Regions from separate parts of the Mus musculus genome. Here region 1 is linked to region 2. Evidence: chromatin loops called from intact Hi-C (ENCODE). Cell type or tissue: left cerebral cortex. All regions are shown on one strand. Links, peaks and the distances in the headings refer to the core of each region. The heading gives the core; the rest is flanking DNA.

The links. A loop is a pair of places that touch in the nucleus more often than their neighbours do. Peaks named below come from ENCODE experiments on the same cell type or tissue, not always from the same donor. Only the 100,000 strongest peaks of a DNase experiment are listed, where the experiment ranks them.
Region 1: a loop joins it to region 2, with 3 times the contacts of the local background. A loop is called at or near these places in 2 of 42 quality-filtered maps.

The regions. Positions count from the first base shown.
Region 1 is chr3:46,337,865-46,343,253 of GRCm38, reverse strand. No RefSeq gene overlaps it. Among named protein-coding and RNA genes, the nearest start is that of Gm26081, 51 kb to the right of the region's middle. In left cerebral cortex, for the core only: no CTCF peak of the experiment used is centred there; DNase peaks (open chromatin) are centred at 1,367, 2,342 and 2,914; H3K27ac peaks cover 655 bases.
Region 2 is chr3:46,580,643-46,586,031 of GRCm38, reverse strand. No RefSeq gene overlaps it. Among named protein-coding and RNA genes, the nearest start is that of Pabpc4l, 140 kb to the right of the region's middle. In left cerebral cortex, for the core only: no CTCF peak of the experiment used is centred there; DNase peaks (open chromatin) are centred at 2,124 and 2,520; H3K27ac peaks cover 1,287 bases.

The sequences.
Region 1 (5,389 bases), core at 145-5,144, 240 kb after region 2:
TGTTTGAAGTAGCTGTGCAACTGTCTCTTCTCTTGTCTTCTTCCTGCCCTGGTTGATTTTTAATTCCTGTATGTGCAACACTGTTGCTTTTTAGAAGAAACAGGCTGTTTCCATGTTTTGTTTTATTTGGTAATTGGGCTGAGGTGAGTAGATATCACTTTTCTTTTCCTTATTATTTTTTTAAATTTTTCTTTTAGTATTATTAATCATTCCATTTGTTTAAATCTTAAATAATATCCCACACTCTGGTTACCCCCTGCACCAAACCCTCATCCCATGATATCCCATTTCACGGTTACCCCTCCACAGATCTGCCTTCCCCTCCTCCCTTCTTTCTGTTTGAGAGTGCTTCCCCGCCCACCCACACTCTCCTGCCCCACCGCTCCAGAATCTCTCTACTCTTGGACACCAAACCTCTCTGAGATCAAGGACCACCTCTCCAGTTGCTGTCTGTCAAGGCCATCCTCTGCTACATATGTATCTAGAGCCAGAAATCCCTTGGTTGGTAGTCTTTTTTCTGGGAGAACTGGATGGTCAGGCCATCATATTTTGTTCCTTTTTTTTTTTTTCTTTTTTCTCTTTTTTATTAGATATTTTCCTCATTTACATTTCAAATGCTATCACCAAAGCCCCCTATACCCTATCCCCGCCCTGCTCCCCAGCACACCCGCACCTGCTTCCTGGCCCTGGCATTCCCCTGTACTGGGGCATATGATCTTCACAAGACCAAAGGCCTCTCCTCCCATTGATGGCAGACTAGGCCAACCTCTGCTACATATGCAACTAGAGAAACAGCTCTGGGGGGCGGGGTACTAGTTAGTTCATATTGTTGTTCCTCCTATAGGGTTGCAGACCTCTTTAGCTCCTTGGGTACTTTCTCTAGCTCCTTATTTTGTTCTTCTAATAGGGTTGCAATGCCCCTTTGCTCCTATAGCTCTGCCAGATCCTCCAACACGGTCCCTGAGTTCAGCCTGATAGTTGGCTCCAAGCATCTGCCTCTGGTTTGGTCAGTTGCTGGCCGGATCACCCCAGGAACTGCCACACTTGGTTCCTGTCTGCAAGTACCTCATGACCATAGCAACAGTGCTGGGTTTGGTGTCTGCAGACATGATGTATCCAAAGGTGGAGCCATTCTCTGGTTGGCCCTTTCTTCAGTCTCTGTTCCAGTTTTGGTCCCTGTTCTTCCTTTGGACAAGAGCACTTCTGGATTTAAAAAAAAAATGAGATGGGTATGTGGCTCTGTCCCTCAACCAGGGGCCATGCCTATCTACTAGAGGAGGTCTCCACAGGTTCTATCTTCCCTTCTCTGAGGATTGCTGCTAAAGTCATTCCCATTGGGTCCTGGGAACCTCACATTTCTCTGGTGTCTTGGACTCACTAGTAGCTATCCTCAGTTCTTCATCCCCCATGCTACCTATTTTTACTCAATTTCCTTTATCACATCTCCTCCAAATTCGGATACTGCTGCCCTTATTTCCTCATTCTCATTTCCTTTTCCACTGTGACTTTCTTCTATCTCTCAAAATCGTCCTCTTCCTCTACCCCCAATGCAGGACGAAAGCACTTAAGCTCCTCCTCCTCCTCTTCCTCCTCCTCCTCCTCCTCCTCCTCCTCCTCCTCCTCCTCCTCCTTCTTCTTCTTCTTCTTCTTCAGCTGAACAATATACTCTACTGAAGCTTTTCGCAAAGCAATTTCTAAACTCCAGATACCCTTTCTACACTTGCATATCTAGAACATCAATATTTAATTCATAAGAAAATATATAGAAATATTTAAATACAGCTAGTGATTTTTATTACTCAGATAACACATATACCAAAACTCATTTATACATCTCTTTAAGATTTATAATAATGCAAAGTTGTCAATGCTGGCATCTTAACTTATATTATTTTTCCCAACAATTCCTTTCACCATTTTGACTTTGGCAGGAAATATGTTTGTTTTTGTTTTATTTTGTTTGTTGTGGGTTTTTTTGGATCAAAGTCCTATTTACAGAATCATGTCACTTCAAGTTATATTTCCCTCATTAATAAGCCTCAGTAATATGATTATGTTTTTCTTAAGTGACTGCCCTTTTAATATGGGCAAGTCCAGAGTGTCTTGTTATAAACAGTTGATAGAAGATTGCTCACAGAACAGGATGTTCTGTAAGTTCCTGATGTGACATTATCAGAGCTGTCATACGTGGCTCTGTTTTCTATTGAAAATTAACCTTCAGTTCCTCTTCCAAGCGAGGTGATTTTGCAAAGATACAATAGCTGTGGCATTGAGAGAACTTGATTTATGTTTGACTGTGTATTTAGAAACAGTAAAAAAAAAAAAAAAAAAAAAAAGCTCTCCCTGTTTTATCCCTGTTATAGAAAGAGAGCAAGTGTATATGCATCTAGGTTACATTTCCATATTCACACATTCAGTATACACAGTGGAATAGTTTTCAAAACTGACACTTTTCAATGTGGATACTGAATGACAGAAAGCAAGTTGTTTCTTAGTATAGAATAGCCTAGCAGAATACAAGGGTTTTGATTAATCCAATCTCTGATTTCCTTGAATAAGATCATGCAATATCTATTTTCAAAGTTGTAGTGTTTACTGGACATGTTTTAATATTTATCACTGCTTATTTTTCATATAAGGAGGACTTAGATATTAGTTTACTCACAGTAAAATTATATATTGGAGCAGATTGTCTCTAATTTAAAAATTGTTTGATATTTTTACTTTGACAGATTGAAATGTATTATAGGTTTCTTGGATTTCCCAAAGAAACATCAGGCTGACTGAGAGATTACAGAGGAGGCAGGAGAAGAGCAACCTTACCATGGCTGCTGCTCCGCTTTCAAATGTGTTTTCACTTCTTTCCATTCACAGCAACATTTCACCTTTTTGTTTCTCTTTCCAGATAGAAATAGGGGATGCTATTAAAAGAAGTATTGCATAAGTGAACAGGGACGGGCCATTACAATATATATCTTGTCCAAAATGATGTCTGCAGATGCTACAAAATTGTGACTGCAGAGAGGTTAGTGTGGCTTGTTGGTTCCTATTGGTGAGAATGGCAGCAACCCAGTGTCTTAGTCAGGGTTTCTATTCCTGGACAAAACATCATGACCAAGAAGCAAGTTGGGGAGGAAAGGGTTTATTCGGCTTACACTTCCATACTGCTGTTCATCACCAAGGAAGTCAGGACTGGAACTCAAGCAGGTAAGAAAGCAGGAGCTGATGCAGAGGCCATGGAGGGATGTTCTTTACTGGCTTGCCTCATCTGGCTTGCTCAGCTTGCTCTCTTATAGAACCTAAGACTACCAGCCCAGAGATGGTCCCACCCACAAGGGGCCTTTCCCCCTTGGTCACTAATTGAGAAAATGCCTTACAGTTGGATCTCATGGAGGCATTTCCTCAACTGAAGCTCCTTTCTCTGTGGTAACTCCAGCTGTGTCAAGTTGACACAAAACTAGCCAGTACAATTGACCCCTTGTCAACTTGACACACAAACACATCATTAGTAAGCCTCAACTCTTACAATCTTATTCATCCCCAATATCTAAATAACTTTAAAAGTCCCACAGTCTTTACATATTCTTAAAATTTCAAACTCTTTAAAATGTCCATCTCTTTTAAAATCCAAAGTCTTTTTACAATTAAAAGTCTCTTAACTGTGGGCTCCACTAAAACAGTTTCTTCCTTCAAGAGGGAAAATATCAGGGCACAGTCACAATCAAAAGCAAAAGTCAATCTCTAACCGTCCAATGTCTGGGATCCAACTCACGATCTTCTGGGCTCCTCCAAGGGCTTGGGTCACTTCTCCAGCCAGGCCCTTTGTAGCACACACGTCATCCTCTAGGCTCCAGATGCCTGTACTCCACTGCTGCTGCTGCTCTTGGTGGTCATCTCATGGTACTGGCATCTCCGAAACACTGCATGACCCCTTCAGTCCTGGGCCTTCAATTGCAACTGAGGCTGTACCTTCAGCAATGGCCTTCCATGGCCTCTCACAGTGCCGAGCCTCAGCTGCTTTGCGTGACCCCTTCATGCCTTCAAAACCAGTACCACCTGGGTGACCCTTACATATTACCAAGTCCTGCTGCAGCAGGAGTACAACCTTGGCCATCTCTGGAACACAGCATCTTTGTGCTTTCAGAAAACACTTCCCAGAAGATGTCACCTCAATGATGCTGGTCTCTTCTTAATCACCGCTAATTTCTTAGCTCCAGCTAACCAGCATCAATAGTCCCAGTAATGCAAAGTTTTTGCTTTGGTAGTTCTGGTATCTTGTTAATCACAGCTGATTCTTCAGCCCCAGCTAACCAGAACTACAGAATCTTCACATTCAAAACAGCAATGGCCCTGAAAAGAGTCTTTAATTTTCCCTCTGAAATTTCACAAACCAGACCTCCATCTTCTGCAGTGTTCTCAACATTATCTTCCAAGCTCCTACACAACATCTGACAGAGCTCTTAACAACGGATGGATCTTTAAGCCCAAAGTTCCAAAGTCCATCCACAGTCCTCCCCAAAACATGGTCAGGTTGTCACAGGAATACCCCACTTCTGGTACCAATTTGTCTTAGTCAGGGTTTCTATTCCTGGACAAAACATCATGACCAAGAAGCAAGTTGGGGAGGAAAGGGTTTATTCGGCTTACACTTCCATACTGCTGTTCATCACCAAGGAAGTCAGGACTGGAACTCAAGCAGGTAAGAAAGCAGGAGCTGATGCAGAGGCCATGGAGGGATGTTCTTTACTGGCTTGCCTCATCTGGCTTGCTCAGCTTGCTCTCTTATAGAACCTAAGACTACCAGCCCAGAGATGGTCCCACCCACAAGGGGCCTTTCCCCCTTGGTCACTAATTGAGAAAATGCCTTACAGTTGGATCTCATGGAGGCATTTCCTCAACTGAAGCTCCTTTCTCTGTGGTAACTCCAGCTGTGTCAAGTTGACACAAAACTAGCCAGTACACCCAGAAACTTGCTTTTATGGGGTTTTTGTTCAGAGAAGCAATCCATTATCTCTTTTCTCCTCCCTGGGATCAAATACTATTTTTGTGAGGATTACATCCTGTGCTAAGCAGCCCTGGAGGCAGTGGTGTGAGCTTTGAATGTCAAGCTTATTTCCAAATGAAACCCCTTTACAAGCTCAGAGTTGACTTAGAAATTGAAATCCAGGTTATGTAATTGATTTTTAAAAGTTTTGAATAGGAAACTCTTCTAACAAAATAAGCATCCAAAAGACTCAGAGAAAATAAAAATAATTATAACAGAAGCAAAGAAATGTGAGGATTTTTGGATAATTTGGAATTTTTGATAGATTATATGGATGCCAAACAATTGATATTTTCTTAGTAGTTTTATGCAAGCAATTTCATCAGTAGTTTATTGCAAATGGAA
Region 2 (5,389 bases), core at 228-5,227:
GGTATATCCCAAAATGTTATATTTGCAGCCTGCTGCTATGTAAATATCCCAACTGCAATTAATGCCACTCATTGGCATCCTGGTTCCGTTGTGTGTGAATGTAGCACAGAAGCTCATTGCTCAGTTTGCCCTTTAATGTCAGGTAAATCACAGTATTACCGAGAAAATAGCTTAGATCAAAGAAAGCCTAAACATTCAAGTCAATTAATTCATGAACTTCAATAGCCAGTGAATGGTGACTCTCTAATTTATTTTCAAATGTGACAGTTGAAGCTGAAAATACACGAGTGGAGAAAGCTGTACGTGTGAAGCATTACCTGAAGGTGGAACTGATTTTCACTGCAGCACCAATTCTGCAAACTTCACAAACTCATTTGAAAGTACAGGGAAGATAAATGAACTAGGAAAAATGAATGGAAGCAAATATAAATTAAGACCACTTTGACAAAGTCCAAGAATTACTCTTCCCACAGTAATAATTTTTAGACTCTGATTTCGTGTGTATTAGAGTAGACAGTCAGTTATATTAGTCATCAAATGTAGTGAGGATTGAATTAAAATTAATAAGCCATAATATTTGTTTCCTAATTTTGAATTCTCAAACCAAAGCAATGAAATGGACATGTTCCATAAGTAAAGCTGTTTCCTGTTAATGGCAACTTCAGTGTTGGAAATTCTCTGCTATATTATACTAACAACCTTAAGATGAAGGTTATATTATTGTGTTCTTGTGATAATGATATTGGCTTTTCATTTCAAATATAAGTTTCACTTAGCTATAGTTAGCAATTGAATCTTTAAAATAAGAATAATATTATCACTTTCACGTTTTCAAGTAAAATTACCTCTCTACACATTTGCTGTAATTTAACAAATGTCTACTATAATAAACATTAGTAGTAAAAGGATCTTTTGTTTATAATTTTGTGAATTCAGTACTTTGCTGCATGCCTCGGGCTCTTGAGGATATAACTCAGTATATAAAGGCAAAGGTATGCTGAAGAGGTAAGATATCTGCTTTGCTGCATGGAAGAAAAAAGTGGAAAGATATAGTTTGTAGATGTATTTACAGGCATCCTCAAGAGACCTGAATAGACTTTAACATACTAGATTAACTTCATTTTAGGCATTAATTTTTGAAGTTGCCATGAATGGAATTATTTTCCATATTTTTCCTCAGTAAATTTATAATTGACATATACCAACTCCTCGTTCATAAAGAATATTTTTGTGATATTTTGTTTAGTTTGGCAATTTGTGATTTTGTGTTTATGTAGCATTTTTTGTGAGCAGTAAAGTATAGCATCCTGTCATCTGCAAGTATTAAAACATAACTTATTTTTGCTATTCATATGTCCTTTTTATCTTCCTTTTCATATTGTATATATATAACATATATGTGTATGTATATACATATGTACACAAATATTCATAAAGCCAAAACATATGGACACATATACACAAATGTATACACTATATACACATATACTAGTAACTACTTTCAAACTAAATTTAAAATGTTTAATTTGAATAACTACTCCATTGCTTTTAAGGATGATCTTTTCATTAAATCATTCCTCTGTTATAGTGGAGAAGCCAATTATTACTGACTCCAACAAAGAACCATTGGCATGGAATGGGTATAGTGAACTAGTTTCTTGTTTCTCTACATATTGCTTGGACGGATACCATGTCTACTTAGTTACCCAGGAATGCAGAAGAGACAAGAAGAAAATGGCATAGATACTATTCTGCCTTAATAAGAGAAACAGAGCAAAACAAAGCAAAAAGCAAGCAAAGCAGTAAGTGTATGCTTTCACGGTTTTCCTTTCATATATATATATAACCAAATTTGGCCTTGAATGCTGGGAAGTGTTGTTTTCTTTAGTTTGTGTCTGCATAGTTCCAGGTTGTGCATCCACTCTTCATAAAATTATTTAAAGACTACTAGTCACAATGAAAGATTCTCTTGGCACCTCATTCTTACAACTTTTACAAATGATACTAATATTTTACAACATATCCTATGCCTGTCAAGGCTTTATGAATCGAATCTTAATTCCTACTTCAGGATCATAAGCATCCGTGTTACTACAGATTTCAGGATGCTACACCCTCACATCAAATGTGTCTCTTCATTACATACAGTTCTCCTATAATATATCTCTCACCATTGCAACATTGCATCAAAACATTAGAATTTTCTGAAGTTAGGTCCAAAATATGGTAAGTAATAGGTACAATTTCTTCCCTTCTTTCCACAGGAATTTTAAAAAGTATTAATGAATCATAATTGGTATCCTCATGACAATGACTCAATGATTTTCTACCCTGAAAAAGCCTGCAAATAAATATGTTTTAGTAGGAAAGTTGATGTGGATTATATGAGTCTGGCAAATGGAATAGGACCATATGGAGCAATATGTCTTTCTATGCAATTTTGAGTTATTTTTACAAAGTAGATATCCATTCTGCATGTTCTTCTGACAGGAATAGTAGGAGGGATGTCTCAGTCACAGTCCCACACATACCCTCTGCTTAGAGTGAGGGTGGATGAGAAAGGGGAAAGAAAAAAAATGGAAGGAGACCCATAGAGAAGCAATGTTAACAGTCCTGGAGAAAAGGAGGGTGGTGGAAAAAAAAAAACTCTCACACGGTGAAAATAGAGAAAATTGGGTGGGTGCAGTGAGAGAATTGACAATGAATGGTGATTTGGATTTAAATAAAGAGAGATTGAGGAGAATTCAAATTCTCAAGAGTATTTTTAATGAACAAGATGGGTCAATGAGAAGATGCTGAATAAAAAATAGTACTCTGAAGGAATGAAGAAATAGCTTTTTACTGGAACTAAAAATCAAAGAAAAGACACAGAAGTAATTATTGTGAATTCCCATTCAGGAAATGTATTTGAGGAAGAAGGTAACACTTGATAGAAATTTTATCATAATGAGGACTTATTTTAGTTGGGATAGAATCAAGAAGGAAATAACCCAATAGAGGGGAAGTAGTTGGCATTGCAAATAAGTTATAGATCAGCAAAGTCACCCATGGGAATAGAAGAAGGACTTTTCATGAGACATATCTTCTGAGAATTCTCAATAACAGGATTGCAAATGACTAGGAAACATTTAAGGAAATGTTCAACATCCCTAGCCCTCCAGGAAATGCAAATCAAAACTCCTTTGAGATTCCACCTTGTATCTATCAGAATGGCTAAGATCAATGGTAAGAGTGATGGCTCATGATCATGAAGGGGTGAAGCTAGGGAACACTTCTCCATTGTTGGTGCAAGTGCAATCTTATATAGCCATTATGGAAATCAATTATCACAGTTCCTCAGAAAATTGGGTTTTGATCTATCTCAAGACCCAACTATATCATTCGGCTCCATTCAACTGCAAGAACTGTTGCTCAACTATATTCATTGTGGCTTTGTTCACAATAGCCAGAAAATGGAAAACTGAGAACTAGATGTTCCTCAACAGAAGAATGGATAAAGAAGATATGATACATTTACACAATGGAATATTACTCAGCTGTGTTTAAATTTCGAGGCAAATCAATGCCACTAAAAAAATTAATGATCCTAAATGACATAATCCAGACCCATAAAAACAAATATGTACTCACTTCATAGTGGATATTAGCTGATAAGTGAATGATAATCAAGATACAACCTACAGACCCAGAGAAGTTAGGTAATGTGGAAGGACCAAGAACCTGCCTGGGAAGGGGAAATAAATTAAATTTTATAGGTGTACTCAAGGAAGGTGGGAATGGGAGCTGGAGGGACCAACTATCGGGGAGATGAAGGTAGAGAGTTTTAACAGAAACAGCTGCAATTGGGAGTGTCATTTGGAAACTTAGTTCAGTGTGAACTTCCTGGAATCTCTGAAGATGACCGCAGTGACTAATGGTAGATATGAGGTCTACCCAGGCCATCTTTTGTAATTTAGCAAGGATTCTGGTGGTAAAACTGGGTCACATTTTTTTTTTTGAGTTGATGATAGAGGGGATCCTGTGGAAATTCATAAATATCCTAGGCTGATGCTGGGGCAGATGACAGTCACTCTCTGACAACTGACAATGGATCCAAATCCCTAGAACAACATCTGCAGAGCTCAATGAATATAGAAAGGTCAAAATGATGCCTGCATGGAGTCTCTACCGCTGTGTACTACTCTCTGCCACATCAAAACTTCTCTGCAGACTACAGAAAGAAAGGCCTGATCCCCACCCAGCCACAAAACCTTCAACCTACAATCTACCCTGCCTACATGATGTTTTCTAGTAATGGTAGCACTGCACATTTGGATGTGGCCAATCAATATTTAGTTGAACTTGTGAGGCTCAAGACATGACAGGGGTGCCATGTGCTAATTGTGTGGATGGCCAGAAACTAAAGGCTGGATGGCCCAGAAAATTAGGGTAAACAAACCAGACTGGCAAAAAAAAAAAAAAAAAAAAAAAAAAAGAAATATTTCCTAATAATATTTTTCTGTACTCCTAGATTTCTGCCCTGTTCAGCTGTAATTTGTGAGACTTCTTCTGGCAGCAGATGAGAAGAGATGCAGAGATTCACAGCCAGCCATTATGCACAAAGAGAGACTAAATTTAATGTCTCCATTAGCTTCTTCTCCAGAAGATTGAGGATGCTTCAAAAGGGGGATGAATTAGATTATAGGAGTCAGATGAGATGGAGGACACCAGAAGAACATGTCCCACCAAATCCAACAAAGAGGGCTCACTTAGGCTCACAGAGACTGGAGTGACAAACACAGGGATTGCTTAGGTCCCCTGCTCATGTATTATTGTGATTAGTCTTGTCTTCTTATGGGACTCCTAATTGAGTGGCTGTATCTCTACTTGTTTTGGCTGTCTTTGAGACTCTTCTCATCGTTTTCATTGTCTTGTATTGCCTTGCTATGAAGATCTTCTGTTCTGTATCTTACTTTGTCTTGTTTCACAGCCATTTCTCAGAGGACTGCTTTTTCTGAAAGGAGATTGAGCATAGCTCTGCAGAAGAGGTGTGGGAGTAGGGGGCAACTGGAAGGAATGAATGTGGTTAGGTTGTTTTAATAAGAAGAAATATCTATTTCAACAACAATACAAAATACAAAGTCTTCATCTTTGACCAAATGGTTCATAATAGGTATAGATGTTGTTTTATAACTCGGTAGGCTTAGAACTGCCAAAAATAAATGTGAGAATGTCAAAGGTGTAAAATTGGCCCACTTTTCTCTCTGCAATGGCAAAACATAGCTGTCTGAACAGTAGTTACTTTTCAGCCAGAGGTAAGCATACACATGTCCAGTTATATGAATATTTATTGTGCAGTGTGTAGGAAAAGCAATATATTAGGAATTGAATTCTACAGAGATATGCACCT